Regions from separate parts of the Homo sapiens genome. Here region 2 is linked to region 1. A link is a contact called in ENCODE Hi-C or POLR2A ChIA-PET data. All regions are on one chromosome and are shown on one strand. The core of a region is the stretch at or near the end of the contact, and the rest is flanking DNA. Distances in the headings are between cores, read along the strand shown.

Region 1 (7,562 bases), core at 3,235-5,734:
ATCAAAGACATAACTTTTAACTAGAATTCCAACCAGCATGATAAAACCAATGTTACCATATTGAAATGATAAATTCCATTTTTTTTTCTAAATAGTCATCCAAAATTTAACACTTTTATTTGGAATGCTCTATTTAAGGTATTAATAACTAATTATGAATAAGGTGATTTTTAGTTTTTGCAGATGTGTGTATATATGTACTTTTTTAAGTATCATGTTTAAAAGGTCCTACCAAATATCGCCACTTTACAACTTGAATGACGTAGCATACTGTTTCCGTAATGTCCTCATATACCAATTATATTATTCATTCAGGATCTAGCTGTGCATATAGATATTACATTATGTAAATAAACCATGCAGGATCATTCAATATAGTATAACAAGAGCTTTTTTTTTTTTTTGAGACGGAGTCGCACTCTGTCACCCAGGCTGGAGTGCAGTGACACAATCTTGGCTCACTGCAACCTCTGCCTCCCAGTTCGAGCAATTCTCCTGCCTCAGCCTCCCGAGTAGCTGGGATTACAGGCATGTGCCACCATGCCCGGCTAATTTTTGTATTTTTAGTAGATACAGGGATTCGTTATGTTGGCCAGGCTGGTCTCGAACTCCTGACCTCAGGTGATCCGCCTGCCCTGACCTCCCAAAGTGCTGGGATTATAGGCGTGAGCCACACTGTGCCCGGCCAAGAGCCTTCTTCTTTGATAGCTTTTTGATACAATCTAGGTATAAGTGCCCAGCAGTAAAACTGATTAAAACAAGATTTGAAGGCCGGACACGGTGGCTTATGCCTGTAATCCCAGCATTTTGGGAGGCCGAGGCAGGCGGATCACCTGAGGTCGGGAGTTCGAGACCACCCTGACCAACGTGGAAAAACCTCGTCTCTACTAAAAATACAAAATTAGCTGGGCATGGTGGTACATGCATGTAATCCCAGCTACTCAGGAGGCTGAAGCAGGAGAATCACTTGAACCTGGGAGACAGAGGATGTGGTGAGCTGAGATCGTGCCATTGCACTCCAGCCTGGGCAACAAGAGCGAAATTCTGTATCAAAAAAACAAAAAAGATCTGAGTAATGCCGATGCCAGCATTATAGTTCAAACCCATCTTAGCAGCTCCCCACGCTTCGTTATTGCTAGAGTGACATGTTGTTTTAATCATAACCTGAAGTAGGGACTGCAAAATGGAAACCTTTTGGAACAAAGATTTGAAAGTCTGCAATTATATCACAGGAACAATGACAAGGATTGCCATGATTAAGGAATGCAAAGACTCAACACCTAATTCACAATGTTATGTTCCAAACCAGGTTGTGAACTGCATTGTGGCAAACTAGATACCCTGAACAACCCTCCAAATTAACAACTCTGCTGCTAGATGAGATTTTTAAGATTTTTACAAACATCACTGACCAGGCACAAAAGGAAGGAATCCACCAAGAGCAAAATTCAAGTAAAAACAAGGCCTGGAAGCTAAGCAATCAATCACTGAAGCTGCCTTCACCGGGAGCCCTTGAACCTCCACCAGGATAGCTACATGAGGTGTGGGGAAAGAGACGCAGCCTGGGGCCCACCCAAGGTGGGAAGGCTAATGACGAGGTCACTGAATAAAGCTGCAACCCCATATGGTAAAAGGGTGAACAAGAAATAAACCTTCCATGGACAAGGGAACAAGAATTTGTTATCAGAAGCCAGTCCTCAGGTAGATTTGCACCCAAATTCACATTACCTGCGTTGGACCTGTGTGGACCAAAAACCCCAAGCCGAGAATTTAATGTGAGCCTGAATTGGGGTGGCACCCTCAAGAGACTAAGAGAAGCACGATCTCAAAGAAATTCCAGGGAAAACAAGCTCAAGATCAAAAAACATAAGGAAGTAAGACACTATCAGCAAGTCCTGTAAGAAGGAAAGAGAATGGGGAAGAAACAACATCCAAGGAAATAATGGCTGTTCCAACTTCAAATGTTTGAGAGTCAAGTTTAAAAACAAAAATGCACCATAACTCTATTAGTTACATTTTTATTTTTATTTTTTTGAGACGGGGTCTCACTCTGTCACCCAGGCTGGAATGCAGTGGCACGATCTCGGCTCACTGCAACCTCTGCCTCCTGGGCTCAAGCAATTCTCCTGCCTCAGCCTCCCCAGTAGCTGGGATTACAGGCGCACACTACCATGCCCAGCTAATTTTTGTGTTTTTAGTAGAGATGGGGTTTCACCGTGTTGGCCAGGCTGGTCTCGAACTCCTGACCTCAGGTGATCCGCCCGCCTCAGCCTCTCAAAGTGCTGGGATTACAGGTGTGAGCCACCGCGCCTGGACAAAGTTACATTTTTAAAAAATAAATCAGACCACATTACTTTCCTGCTTTAAAACTCCAATGGCTCCCTGTGATTCTTAGAATAAAATTCCGAGTCCTCCAAAGCCCCCTCTAATCCGGCCCCCACACTTGTCCCTGTGACCTGGTCTCTCCCACTCTTCCCCTACGCTCCACTCCAGCCTGGCCTCCTGCCAACCCTGCGGGCTCTGGCCTCTCCACCTGATGCCTCCTCTGCCCTCTTATGTCCACCGGGCTCTTCCCTTGAGGTCTCTGCATGGCTGACTTCTCATCCCTCAGGTCCCGCTTCAAATCACACTCCCAGGCATTCCCACGCCATCCCCAAATACAATATCCCTTCTACTCCCACACCACGCATTCTCCATATTAATCCCCAGCTGTATTCTCTTCATAACCCTTAACAGTACTCAAAAAAGGTCTTTCTTTTCTACTGGTCTCTCCTCTCCAGAATGTACACTTCATTCTCTCTCGTATTCTGCTATATCCTCAGCACCTAGAAAGGAGCAGCCATATAGAAGATGCTCCATAAACATTTATGCACTTAATTATCACACACTCTGAAACAAGTGTGTGTTACGAACAAGCCAGCACCTCAGGGAAGATCGGCATTCCCCCATCTCCTCATGCAGGACCAAGGGCTGTCGCTCATGGCTCTCCATCACTGTCTTTGCCCAAGTCACACAGGGCTTTGCCTTCTGCCCACCCCACACCTGCCCCAGCTCCAGATTCTTCATCCATGTGGGACTTCAGGCAAGTCACTCCTTTCATTTCCTGGGCCTCAGTTCCTTAATAACAACAACAGTTAAAGAATACTTGTACGGTCCTTAGCAGGCACCAGCAATTGTTTTAAACACTTTAGTGAGACCAAGCGCAGTGGCTCGCCTGTATTCCCAACACTTTGGGAGGCCGAGGCTGGAGAATCACTTGAGCCCAGGAGTTAGAGGCTGCAGTGAGCTAGGATCGCGCCACTGCACTCCAGCCTGCCTGACAGAGTTAGACCCCATCTCCTAAAACACACAAACACGCTTTAGATAACAGTAACTCATTTAGTTCCTTGCAAATGGACGCCAAATGGGTGAGGAAACTGAGGCATTAAGAGAATAAGAAACTTTTCCAAGGTCCCACAGCTGGAGTGTGGCAGAGGTGGGATTTGAACCCAGCCACTGTGCGGCCAGAATCCCGCTTGGAATCACGACCCCACACTGCCTCTTGGTAAAGTGTAGCTGATGATCTAAGGGACCTGGAATCATCCATGACTCTTTTCCAGTCCTGCTCTTACGGAATCTCTGCACACCACTAACTCGGCTTCGGCAGCTGCTCCCTACCTCGCACCCGCTCCCTACCTCGCACCCCCAGCCCTCCGCCCTCCGGTCTGCGTCTCGGGCCACCTCGCGGGCGGCTCTGCCTGTCACTCTCCTAAACGCCACGGCTGCCCCAGCGTTGGCTTCCGGCTTTCTGCTCCTCTCACCCGACGGCGCTCTCTCTGGGCGACAGCCTCCACTCCCTGCAGCCAGAGTGATTTTTCAGCATTAAAAAGCGGCCACGTGACGTCTCCGATTAAAGGCTGCCGAACAGACTCTACCCTAAATTCCGCAGCCAGGCACCGGGACCCTGGACCGCGCCCTCCCTAGGCCTCACCGCCGCCGCCCCCCGCCTCGCTCCAGGAGCGTCCACACCCGCCGCGCACGCTGCTTCCTCCGCCTGGACCGCCCGCGCCGGCGCCGACTGGCTCAGCCCGCTCCGCATTCACGCGTGCGTCTCCCGAGGGCAGGCGGCCCCTACTACCATGACGGCCCTGCACACGGTGTCCCATCTGCCCAGCGAAGTCTCTCCCTCTCCCTCCGGCCAGCGGGGTCCCTCTCCTCGAGTCGCGGCTTCAGGAGACACGCGGACTACAGGTCCCAGCATGCCTCGGGACGCGGCCTCTTCAGGCGCCCCAGTCAAGGTGAGAGCGTCCCAGGGACCCGCGCTGTCCGCTACAGGCCGGCGAGGCCCCCATCCCCAGCCCCACACTCACTGACGGACTCCACCATCTCCAGCAGTCCGTGCGCAGCCGCTTCTGAAAAGGCGGCCTCCAACGCGAGCGAAAGACGCCAGCCGAGTCAGAGCGGACATACTCGCTCCCGTCCGCCCCGCGGTCCCCAGCCGCCTCGCCCCTGCCTACTTCGCTTCCCCGGCGCTCCGCCCGCGCCTCCCGTGACGTCACAGAGTCGCTCATCTCCAGGAGTGGGGGAGCCGGCAGCCGCTCCTGACCCAGATTAGCTGTGAGTCCTTCGGCTGCAGGAAACCTCTCTCCCGAGAGCAAAGCCCACGCATAACTTATGGTTGCTGAGCTGCCCCATGCCTTCTGAAACAGCTTGTTGGTTGCCCCTCTGATCCTGTAGGGCTCTCCCCGTGTTCTGCCCCTCCTAAAACTGAGTGGTGTATAATTCTTTTTTTTTTTTTTTTTTCTTTTTGAGACAAGGCCTTGCTCTGTCACCCAGGCTGGAGTGCAGTGACACCATCTCGGCTCACTGCAACCTCTGCCTCCCAGGCTCAAGCGATTCTCCTGCCTCAACTTCCCGAGTAGCTGGGATTACAGGCATTGTGCCAGGCTAAGTTCGTACGCAGCAATAGATAATGCCACAAATGGCTTGATTCGATCCACTGGCTTTAAGGCTGGGTTGGCATAGGCTCAGGGAAGAGACTGCCGTCTTTTTGTCCCTTTCCCGCCTCCACACTGTACCTGATGCGCACTGGCACGAGGGGCTGCGTGACCAGCTGGTGTTCTCCCTCCCAGCCATCTGGAGCCATCCCAACCCCTCTCTGCCTGCTTTGAATGTCCCCTCAAGACCTGGGAAGGAAAAAATAACATCACCTCCTTGAAAAAAACTGCACCAAAGGAATCTCTGTCCACCTAAACCATACTGCTCACTAAAAGACAGGAATGAGGAACTTTATCCTGGAGAAGGAAAGAATGGGAGAAACTAGTCCTGTAGTCAGGGCAGGACTCTCGGAGAGCGCAAGGGCTTGACTCCATTCGCTGCCTGGTGGTCTCTAAGACGAGCAACATAATCTATGAAGGTGCAGGGATAAACTGTGATTTTACCTAAAAAAAAAAAAAAAGAGAAATTAAGCTTTACAAATACCCCCCCTCCAGGCTGACCCCGGGCCCCTCCTAGTCAGCCAGACGGCCACATCAGCTCAGCTCTGAGAAGAAAGCCCGTGGTTGGGCCTGGCAGAGAGGGGCAGGTGGTGGTCACTGCAGGTCTGTCCCTGGGCGCTGCCATGGAGAAGAGGACACACTGGTTATATTAACTCTCTTCATATTCACCAAAATTAATGCCTGCAAGTGGACAGGCGCAGACACTGTGGCAGAGAAACTGTAGTTCCGGACTAGCGGGTGAACCCGGGGCCATGTTAAGGAAGTGGCCAAGCCGTTCTGCTCACGTCCCCGGTATGTCAGCCACTTTCATCAGTTTTGTTTTACCTTGTAATAAAAGTTACCAAGGAGTTAGCAAAATCTATTAAAAATTACCAAGAAGATAATTTGAAGTACAATGAAATTTGCCCTAAGTGTATATTATGCTGGCAGGTAGCACCTGCATGATATTTATACATAAAGAGTGTGTGTGTGTGTGTGTGTGTGTGCACATGCCACAGATCAGTAGGACTTGATGGCATTTTCTAACCTGAATATCAAAGTCTGGGAACTACCAGCAGTACCCATCTGACCAGGGAGTATAGCGGGTCAAGAAATGAGAAAAACAGGAAAACAAAATAAATTTATTCGTCCTCCTCCACATAACATTTTCCCTGAAGGAGAGTGTCCCTGGCACCTGGCCCAGCTTCCACAATGGAATGGATAGGCCCCTTCCCTCCTTTTACTCCCTAATTGGCCCAAAGCTTTTGAACAGACCCTCAAACCAAGCAGAGGAAGCCATGGTGTGCCTTCCACCACTGGAGGGTTACATTTGAAATTGGTGTCCCAATTTTAAAACGTCCCAGCTGCCATAGGAGAGGCTCTTGGGAGTGGCCTCCAGCTCTTGACAAGGGCCCACAGAGGCCACTGCCCCATCACGGGGGGCACACTGGGCCCGTGAGGAGGAAGGGCCTCGCTGCCTCCAGGATGTCCAGTTTGGGGTCCAGTGAGCGGCCAAGCCCCTCCAACACCATGATGGCAAACACAATGGAGGCAAAGTTGCTCTCAAGCTTTACCTGGAACAGAAAAACAGAACAGTTCATCTCAGAACATGCTGATACAGGGACGTGTGTTCTGGATAATCACCTTGCTGTCCACTCTCAGCCTCCCTCAGACCTGCCCACGGGATGTTTACCATCTACCTGACATTCTCTTCTCTACCGCGTCATCTCCCCAACCATCTCACCTACTCGCCCAGCCTCCCATCTACTGGACACACTAAGGAAAAATCTAGGGGTGCGGAATATACTTTTCTAGGTTTGTGTCCATGTGTGTATGAATGAATGACCAAATAAATCTTTCACACACATCCCAGAAACTATACATTTAAATACAGGTAATTCTTCGAAACCTACAGTAACCTTTATGTATGTATGTATTTATTTATTTATTTTAGAGACAGGGTCTCACTCTGTCACCTAGGCTGGAGTGCAATGGCAAGATCATAGCTCACTGCAGCCTTGAGCTCCTGGACTTCAGGGATCCTTCTGCCTCAGCCTCCTGAGACTGGGACTCTTTTTTGTAAACAGAGGGTCTTGCAATGTTGACGAGGCTGATCTCGAACTCCTGGCCCCAAGCAATCCTCCCACCTTGGCTGCCCCAAGTGCTGGGATTATAGGCAGGAGCCATGTCAGCTGGTCTACAATAGCCTTTTTAAGAGACAACACACAGGCCGGGCGTGGTGGCTCACTCCTGTAATCCCAGCCCTTTGGGAGACCGAGGCGGGCGGATCATGAGGTCAGGAGATCGAGACCATCCTGGCTGACACAGTGAAACCCTGCCTCTACTAAAAATACAAAAAATCAGCCGGGCATGGTGGCAGGCGCCTGTGGTCTCAGCTACTCGGGAGGCTGAGGCAGGAGAATGGCCTGAACTCGGGAGGCAGAGCTTGCAGTGAGCCAGGATGGCTCCACTGCACTCCAGCCTGGGCAACAGAGTGAAACTCCATCTCAAAAAAATAAAAAAAATCAGAGACAACACACAATTGACTGCTCAAACAGGGTACAGCTGTCCCTTCAGAGCCAGATTAGTAGTAATAGCAATTGACAT
Region 2 (7,562 bases), core at 1,415-3,914, 380 kb before region 1:
CTGTTGCTGCAATTAAAAATCAGTCGATACAAAATCAAAATGTTGTACATTCTTCCCCTATCCCTTTCCCTGTCTCTGTTTCCAGCTTCACCGGAAGAACATGTCACTATGGCAACCAACCCCTCCAGTGCACAGACCAAGTCAACCTTTCTAGTCAGACTGCCAAGCAGAGCAACAGGGAATCAAAGCTCTGAATGGAACCGCCAGAAACCATGAATTCCATCCCCCTTTCTCTAAGTGGGGTTAACCAACACAAGAAGGGATACCTCTCTTATTCTAGAAGGCATTCAAGGAAGGAAAAGTAAGAATATCCTTCAACAAATTCTCCCAGTGTTTGCTGTTCATTATTAACATGAATTCTCCCTCACATTTCAGCTAACTTCCTCTCATTTCAATTTTAAAGAAAGCAGAAAATCATGGATAAAATAACACTTTATAAATCTGAGAATCTCAAAACTGTTATAAGGTCACTCATTGTCAAAAACTATTCTAGGCCCTCTTGTTTTCCTGCCTTGGCAGCCAAACCCAAGTTGGTCTCTTCTGGACTCCCCTAATATTCTGTACATCTTTACAAAGTGGTAGTGCTCCAAATGGGTCACCTTGTTCCAATAAGAACCCAATTGTGAAGCAAATGGGATATTGGTTGTATTAACACACCAATAACAAAATCAGCTAAAATCCCTAGTCATTCTAAAGAAGCTATAAAACAAACAGATAGATTCTGTCTCTGAAGCCACCTCACCTAAATCTGACCTGGCCACCTAGACCAGACCCACTGCTTGTCATTCTTAAACACTTGACTTTTTTGCAAATTAACAATTTTTTCTGATCAATTGCACACTTGTATCCATCAAAGAACATCAGTTCTCATAAATATTATTTTAATACAGCAGCAAACCTCACAGCATTATAATGAGACACTAAGAACTGCTTTTATATCTTGGCCTTAAAAACTTTGCAAATAATAGTATCTTTGTCACCTTGACATCACCATTTAATAGTTAAAGAGAATGAAACACAAGGGGAAAAAAACCAGACTCATAAAATCTGCACATCTTCCTAGGATGTAGCTACCATAGAAGAGAACATATTCCTTTCTTCAGAGCAGTTTTAATACACATTCAAACAATATTCCAGTGGGTTGACAACAGGATGGTTCCCAAAGTATAAATCATACAAGGTTTACAAATTCCATCCGATAAGCAGAATTTTTTAAGTAATGTGATCATATTAAAGTATCAAATAAATTTTTATCATTAGCAAATGCAGCTTGTTTTGTGTTTTGACATACACTTTGGGAATTTTTATATACATTTTCTGAAAATCTTATTTTTTTTCTCTGACATGCCCACTTTGATGTTACTGAAAGAACTATTTTTTTTTTACTTATTAGACCTTGTTGATATTCGATGCACAGAAGTCACTACAGTCAACCACTGTTTCAGAAGGAGACATAAAGAATTGTGATATGATGCTGCTGGTCAGCTGGCTTGGAGCTGCTTACAGGACAGGGGCTGTGATTTATTGATGTTTATATGACCAGTGCCTACACCATATCTGGTATAGTATAGCGCTCAGCAAACGTTTCTGGTATGAATAAGGCCTTCTCTGTGAAATGTTTCCCCCAATTTTCCTTGATTAAATCAGTTCAACAAAAATTAGGAACCTGTCTACCCCTGACACATGACTCCTAAAGGGCTTCCTTTAAGAGCACAAACAACGTTCCAGATTCCCTTCTTCTCAGAGGCTGATGAAGCATTATCCTGGATAAGAACCCTGGACCATGAGGTTCCACTCGAATCCCGACAGAGACGCGCGAAAGGAGAGGCAGGGGAGAGAGTTAAGCCTGCACCAAGCTTCATTAACAGCTATTGGGAGGCAAGTCCTGGCCCCGAGGCTCAGCCAGGCCTGGATAACCGGACCGCCTGGAACCCAGAGACCTGATAGCCTGTGGCCTGGGAAGGAGACGCGAGGGGCTGCGGGGCCTAAAGGCGCCGGGCTCTCCGCAGCGCCACGCCTTGCGCCCGGCGCTTACCTTTCCGAATGAGGGCGGCGATCTCGGGGTCGAAGCCCTGCCGGTGGCACTTCCTCCAGAGGCCCATGTTGGTGGAGTTGTACTGCCGGCTGCACTCGTCCGCGGGGCTCATGGCGAACAGCTGCCGGCGATTCCGGGCCCGGAGGAGTTTGCCCTCCCAGCGGTCCAGGCGCGAGCGGCTCGCCCGGAGCGGCAAGTTGTTGTTATTGTTGTAAATGAAGCCGGGGTCGACCCGGCGGGTGTTGAAGGCCTTGCACCTGTCCCTGTGCTTCCTGGCGTCCGTCTCGTACCAGTGGTCCGAGCAGATGGCCACGGCCAGCATGCCGAGGGCGCAGAGCGCTAGCGAGAGGCCAGTGTAGAGCAGTAACCTTCCGGCAGCCATGCCTCCGCTTGGCGGCTACACCATGGGCATGATCCGCCGCAGCCTCGCCTTCCCTCGCCGCACCCGGAACAAAGCGGCGGGCGGCCGAGCTGGGGGAGGGGGCAGGAGAGGGACTCGCGCCGCGGCGCCCCCTCGGCCCCCGCCTACCGGAGCACGGCCCGGGGACTGCGGGGATGGGGGCGGGCGGCCTAAAAAGTTCTGATCCGGAGAGGCTCCCGCGGGCTCCTGGGCATCCTCTGAGGCAGGTGCAGCCTCCGGCGGCGGCGAACCCAGCGCGGCCGCCTCCCGCCCCCTCCCCGCCCCGCAGGAAGCGACTGCCCCGAAGCAGCCGCCTCGGCTCCCAGCCCGGCTTCGGGCGCCGCTGCCCTCGGGCCGGAAACTAAATGCCAAGTGTCCTCGGCTGCGGTGGGGCTTCTTTGTGCAGGATGGTGACGGGACAGAACTCGCCTGTCTCTCTGAGGGGGACGGGGGGTGCTGTCAGGAGGCGCCACTGGACCACCGGGTGAAGTAGAACGCCCCGGATGCGGCCGGCGGGCGAAAGAAACCTCCAGGTGCTGGGGCCGGCTTCTCGGAGTCCCTCCTGGGTCTCTGGCTCAGAGCCTCTCCCCCTCCCCGTCTGCAAGCAAAGACCTGGGGCGCGCACCCAGAAATGTTCTTCCTCTTTGGGTCGGGTCCTCTTAAAATCTCCGTTCTCTGGTCACCAGCAGGTCGGTTGCTCCTTCTGACCCGCGTGCTGCGCTCAGAGGCGCACTCCCCGCGGACGCACGCTCTCGGCCGACCTTTCCCCGCGAGCTCCCCGGTGCCCTGCCTCTGGCATCGCCATTCAGGCGGCCCCTCGGGCCGACAGCGTGTTCACCCGGGCGGCGTTACCGGACGAGACCCGGCCTGGGATCTGCGGAGACTGGGCGGCTGCTGGCGGACGCGAGGGGCGGGCTGCGCGGCGGAGGGTGCACCAGGCAGCGCTCACTGCGCGCGGCGCTAGGGGCTCGGCCCACCGCGCCTTCAACACCATGGACAGGTCACGCCGCCACGGCGCGCTGCCGGCCCAGCCGCCAGCCCCCGAGCGTCACGCAGCTCTTCCCAGCGCCGTCTTCTGCCTGGAGTGTCCACCCGACCGCCTCCGGACCCGGCTCTCCCGCGACGCCTCCGCCTCACTTCATCTGGCACCCGGGAGCCCCGGGAGCCTGCCGCCCAGGTGCAAAGAAAATGCCGCAGGCACCGAAGAAAACCCCGGTCCCGGCCCCTCCAAACAATCCGCCCCTTTCTCCAGGCACCTGAGCCCTTGGCACTCTGGCACCCCGTCTGCTCTGCCCAGCTGGGCTCAGTCGCTCTCAGATTGCACCATTTTCTTCGCAGCCCACCCGGGCGCCGAGATGCCGGCTCACTCGACAGCGTGCAGAGAATCCCGTCCTGGCCTCGGCGTCCCACGATCCGGCTCCCGGCGCGCGGTGGTCGCCGAGATGAATGGGGAGAGGGTGGGGGAGGGAGGCTGGGTCACTCGGCTTCCCCTCGTCGCCTCCTCCTCTAGCCGCGGCGGCTCCGAGGCCTCGCAGGCTCGGCTGGTGCCCGGGAGGCGCGAGAGCCCAGGCTGCGCCCAGGGGACTGGGGAAATCGCATTGCCCGGGTGCGGGCGCCGGAGGAAGCTGCTGCCGCGCTCTCTCGTCCGGCGCGGGTAGCTGCAGCCTTGGCTAAAACCCACAGACGAGAACACCGAGCGCGCAGCCAAAAGCTAGTGATGTCATCCGTGCAACGTGAGCCTCATCTCTTATTTTTCTAGTCTCCTTAAAGATAAACTGCACCATTTCCCAGGCACGAAATGTCTAAGTCTTATTCTTTGACCAGGCAAGTCAATGGTGTCTAGATAGGTATGTGCCCAACCACATCCATATTTATGCACATATACATATATGTGGTATGTAGCATGTTTACATGCATTATTATAAATTTAGGGATGTTGCCTACAGCTCCTGTTTCTCTTTTCAGCCATGGAAAATTCTCTCAAATCCACTACGGTTATTTAAAGGAAAAACTGCTTATTGCGGAGTCGGCCTTCAAAGGGGCCAAGCGAGCTCCCTGCATCCCCGGTTTGGGTCGCTGGTGTCTTGGGAGGCATTTGATCTTTTTTTCCCCAGAAAGCCACAGGCGCTACCTTGCAAGCTACAGGCGTTTCCACCTAGGACTGAGCTGAGAGCGGCTGCGGAGTTATCCGGCCAGCCCCAGTCCAGTCCCAAGCCAGAGCCAGGCACCCCGACACACACCCACCTCCACCTGCCCTCCCTCCTCGGCAGGAACAGAAAGAAGAAATTTGGCTGATCGACTCAAGACGAGAGAAATTTAATGGTGGATGGGGGGTGGTCCGTTAGTAGATATTTTGAAAACGCTGGAGAGCTCGAGCGTTGAGGGAAGGTGGGGTTAAAAGAAACCTCGATGCAGGGTTTGTCATTTTGTAAGGGTGGCCGCTGGATTTAGGCTCTGCAGGGGCTCTGGGAGGTAGCGCCGGACCCCAGACCTTGAGCGGGTGGGCCCCAGGCAAGCCCCGCTTCATCCCAACTTCAGCCCCCCTGCTCTGCTCACGTGAGACGGCGCCGCAAAGGCTGGGACCCTCCCTCCCGGCATCAAACGCTGGGTTTTTCACTCTAATGCTCACCCCTCGTTTTCACCCTCACCCCAAAGTCGAGGTCCGGCATTGCCGGGTAAAGAGTTGCCCTGGGGAAAAAGAGAGTCTCTGACACCCTGCTTTGCACAACGGGGCTTGTGAGCCAAAATGAGCGCACCTCCACCATATTCTTTTTGTCTTTTTTTTTTTCCCTCTCTCTCTCTCTCTCTCTCCCCCGCCCTTCCTGCATTTTGAAAAGCGCGAACGAGGCGTTTCAGTGCCATCTAGTGGGGGAGGGGCGTGCCTCGCTTTCGCTTTTCACCCCTGGATTCTGCAATGGGATTTGCCCAAGGGACAGCAGAGCCTGAGGAGGCCCGCTGGATTCTCGGGTGCCCGGCTGGTCGAGGGACTGCAGGCATGCGCCCTTGGCCAGATCTCTGCCCTCTGGCTGCCCTAGGATGTCGAGATGGAGTCAAGTGACTTTGGCCCCAGTGTCTTCTAATCTTCCTTTCTACCCACCCCCCTTAACCAGTGCACCCTCCCCCAACCTTGAAAATAGAGAAACAAATAAGCGCAAACACTTTGCACTCATGCAGACAACGTCTTAAATTTCTAAAGTTATCTTCTTCACTAAAGTCGAGAGCACTTTTAGGCTAACAAGCTGCCTGCATTTGATAACAGGGAGGTAGAAAAGGGGTGAAATGACATCTACAAGGTCACTCGCGAAATCAGGGCACAGGGGGCCTTCAAGCCCCAGTCTCCTGGTTTCCAGCTTTCCTCTCTTCTTAAACCCGGCCGAAGGGGGTGCCCCTGAGACCACTGGCAGTCCAGGCAGTTGTTCATTCCTAGTAAATGTACCTGTTTATTTTGTCCTTATCTTTCCTTCCTCTTCCATTGTGCCACCCATCTAGTTTCTCCTGGCCTGTACCTGAGGCCTGCTTCCAAGGATGTGCCTGGCCCACTCCCCAAGGTCCTCAGCAGTCCTGTATTTCGGGCCCTGCTTGCAGTGGGAACCCAAATGGTACACTATCCTCCTCTTTACTGAACATCATTAAAATTCTATTTTGAAATGTTTGTCCTTGATGAAATCCCAAAAATCCTATAAAGTTATTGATTCATGGCCTCCTTTGAAGTGCAATTACCTTGGGCAGCCCTATATTATTATGGGATGATCCTGGTCCTCGGGGCTAAGACGGTTGCATGACTATCTTTTCTTAATTGGGTGATCTAAGTTTCTTCCTGCTGCCTGCTTCCGATTCCTTCCACTCTGCTAGCTATAGCATCACCATCTTTGGGTTTCCAACCTATTTCTTCCCATTTGCACCAACACCATCCCAGATCATAGGATCTCAAAATCAGAAGAGTCTAGAGTCAAACACACATGTAATAATGCATGAATCTCTTTTACAACATTTTCCAAAGAGTGAATGACCAGCTTCTGCTTGCACACTTGAAGTGATGGGGGAATCACTTTGTCTGCAAGCGGCCCACTCCACTTCAGACAGTGAAAGTAGCTACACAGTTCTTCCCTATACTGAGCTTTCTCCTAAGTCTGTATAATTATACTCATTGGCTTTTGTTTTTGCTTTCTAGAGGCCCACAATGAGGCCTGATTTGTCTTCCATTTAGTGGTCCTTCTTGCCCTTGACATCAGTCATCATGTTCTTCCTACATCTTCTTTCCTCCAGACTAAATACCCCTTGTTCATTCTTGTGCTTGCTCTTCTCTGGTTTCTGATACTTTCTGGTTGTTAGTGTTCCTTTTAGCTAATACCTCCTTCATCTAGAAGTCATGTAAACCTATGAAGAAAATTTGGTAAGTCTGTCATGTTCTTATATGTGGAGTTCTTATATATCCTTTGTGGAGTTCTAATGATCCTCACTTCCTCTTCTGGGAGCCCATAAGTCATCCCCTTCTTAAGCCATTCCTAGAATCTTGCTCCAAAATGGCATTAAGGTCATTGATCTGTGATTTGTGAAATCTGCATTTTTCAAATTTGGCGTTTCATTTGTTCACACCCACCCACTCCCTTTTTTAAAGCAATATTAACATTCTACAAGCTCTCTCTAAAGTCACCGACAAAGGTTGAGACATCATTCAAAGTTCTCTCCATTTCCTGGAACACAGTTCACCTGGAGCAGACAGATGTTTTCCTCCAATTTCTTCACCCCTTCTGAACTGCCTTCAGTTACCATATTGTTCTACGCTATACCACACCTTCGGCCTGAAAATCTCTCTTTGACATTGTCAATTGAAAGCAAAACAAGTTGATGAGATGTTCTTTCTCTCTGCCACATATCAATATTAATATTACACAATTTGGCCAGGTGCAGTGGCTCACACCTCTAATCACAGCACTTTGGGAGACCAAAATGGGAGGATTGCTTGAGCCCAGGAGTTTGGACAAGCCTGGGCAACATAGTGGGATCCTATGTCTACAAAGCTGGGTGTGGCGGCATGCACCTGTGGTCCCAGCTACTCAGGAGGCTGAGGTAGGAGGATCACTTGAGCCTGGGAGGTCGTAGCTGTGGTGAGCCATGATGGCACCA

What was found. Hi-C counts contacts between places; a loop is a spot of excess contacts on that map. ChIA-PET counts read pairs that join two places held with the same protein, here RNA polymerase II (POLR2A). Pooled maps may share reads with other maps.
Region 2: a loop to region 1 is called in a map of naive thymus-derived CD4-positive, alpha-beta T cell, with 2.4 times the contacts of the local background. The contact joins the promoter of TMEM178B here to the promoter of NDUFB2 in region 1. A Hi-C loop is called at or near these places in 1 of 168 maps with a recorded cell type or tissue (naive thymus-derived CD4-positive, alpha-beta T cell) and 6 of 50 pooled maps. POLR2A ChIA-PET finds 5 or more read pairs at or near these places in 2 of 52 experiments (Caco-2 and OCI-LY7).

What each region holds. Positions count from the first base shown.
Region 1 is chr7:140,693,630-140,701,191 of GRCh38, reverse strand. NDUFB2 (NADH:ubiquinone oxidoreductase subunit B2) reads right to left here and starts at 4,484. Exons shown (of 4, transcript NM_004546.3): 1 at 4,350-4,484. The coding sequence starts at 4,447. NDUFB2-AS1 (NDUFB2 antisense RNA 1) reads left to right here and starts at 4,115. Exons shown (of 2, transcript NR_024454.1): 1 at 4,115-4,277; 2 at 4,372-5,856. ADCK2 (aarF domain containing kinase 2) reads right to left here. Exons shown (of 8, transcript NM_052853.4): 8 at 6,082-6,529. The coding sequence ends at 6,389. RefSeq lists an enhancer at 4,166-4,475.
Region 2 is chr7:141,069,166-141,076,727 of GRCh38, reverse strand. It overlaps TMEM178B (transmembrane protein 178B), which reads right to left and starts at 2,664. Exons shown (of 4, transcript NM_001195278.2): 1 at 2,036-2,664. The coding sequence starts at 2,417. It overlaps LOC105375537 (a long non-coding RNA gene), which reads right to left. Exons shown (of 3, transcript XR_928053.4): 3 at 6,437-6,812.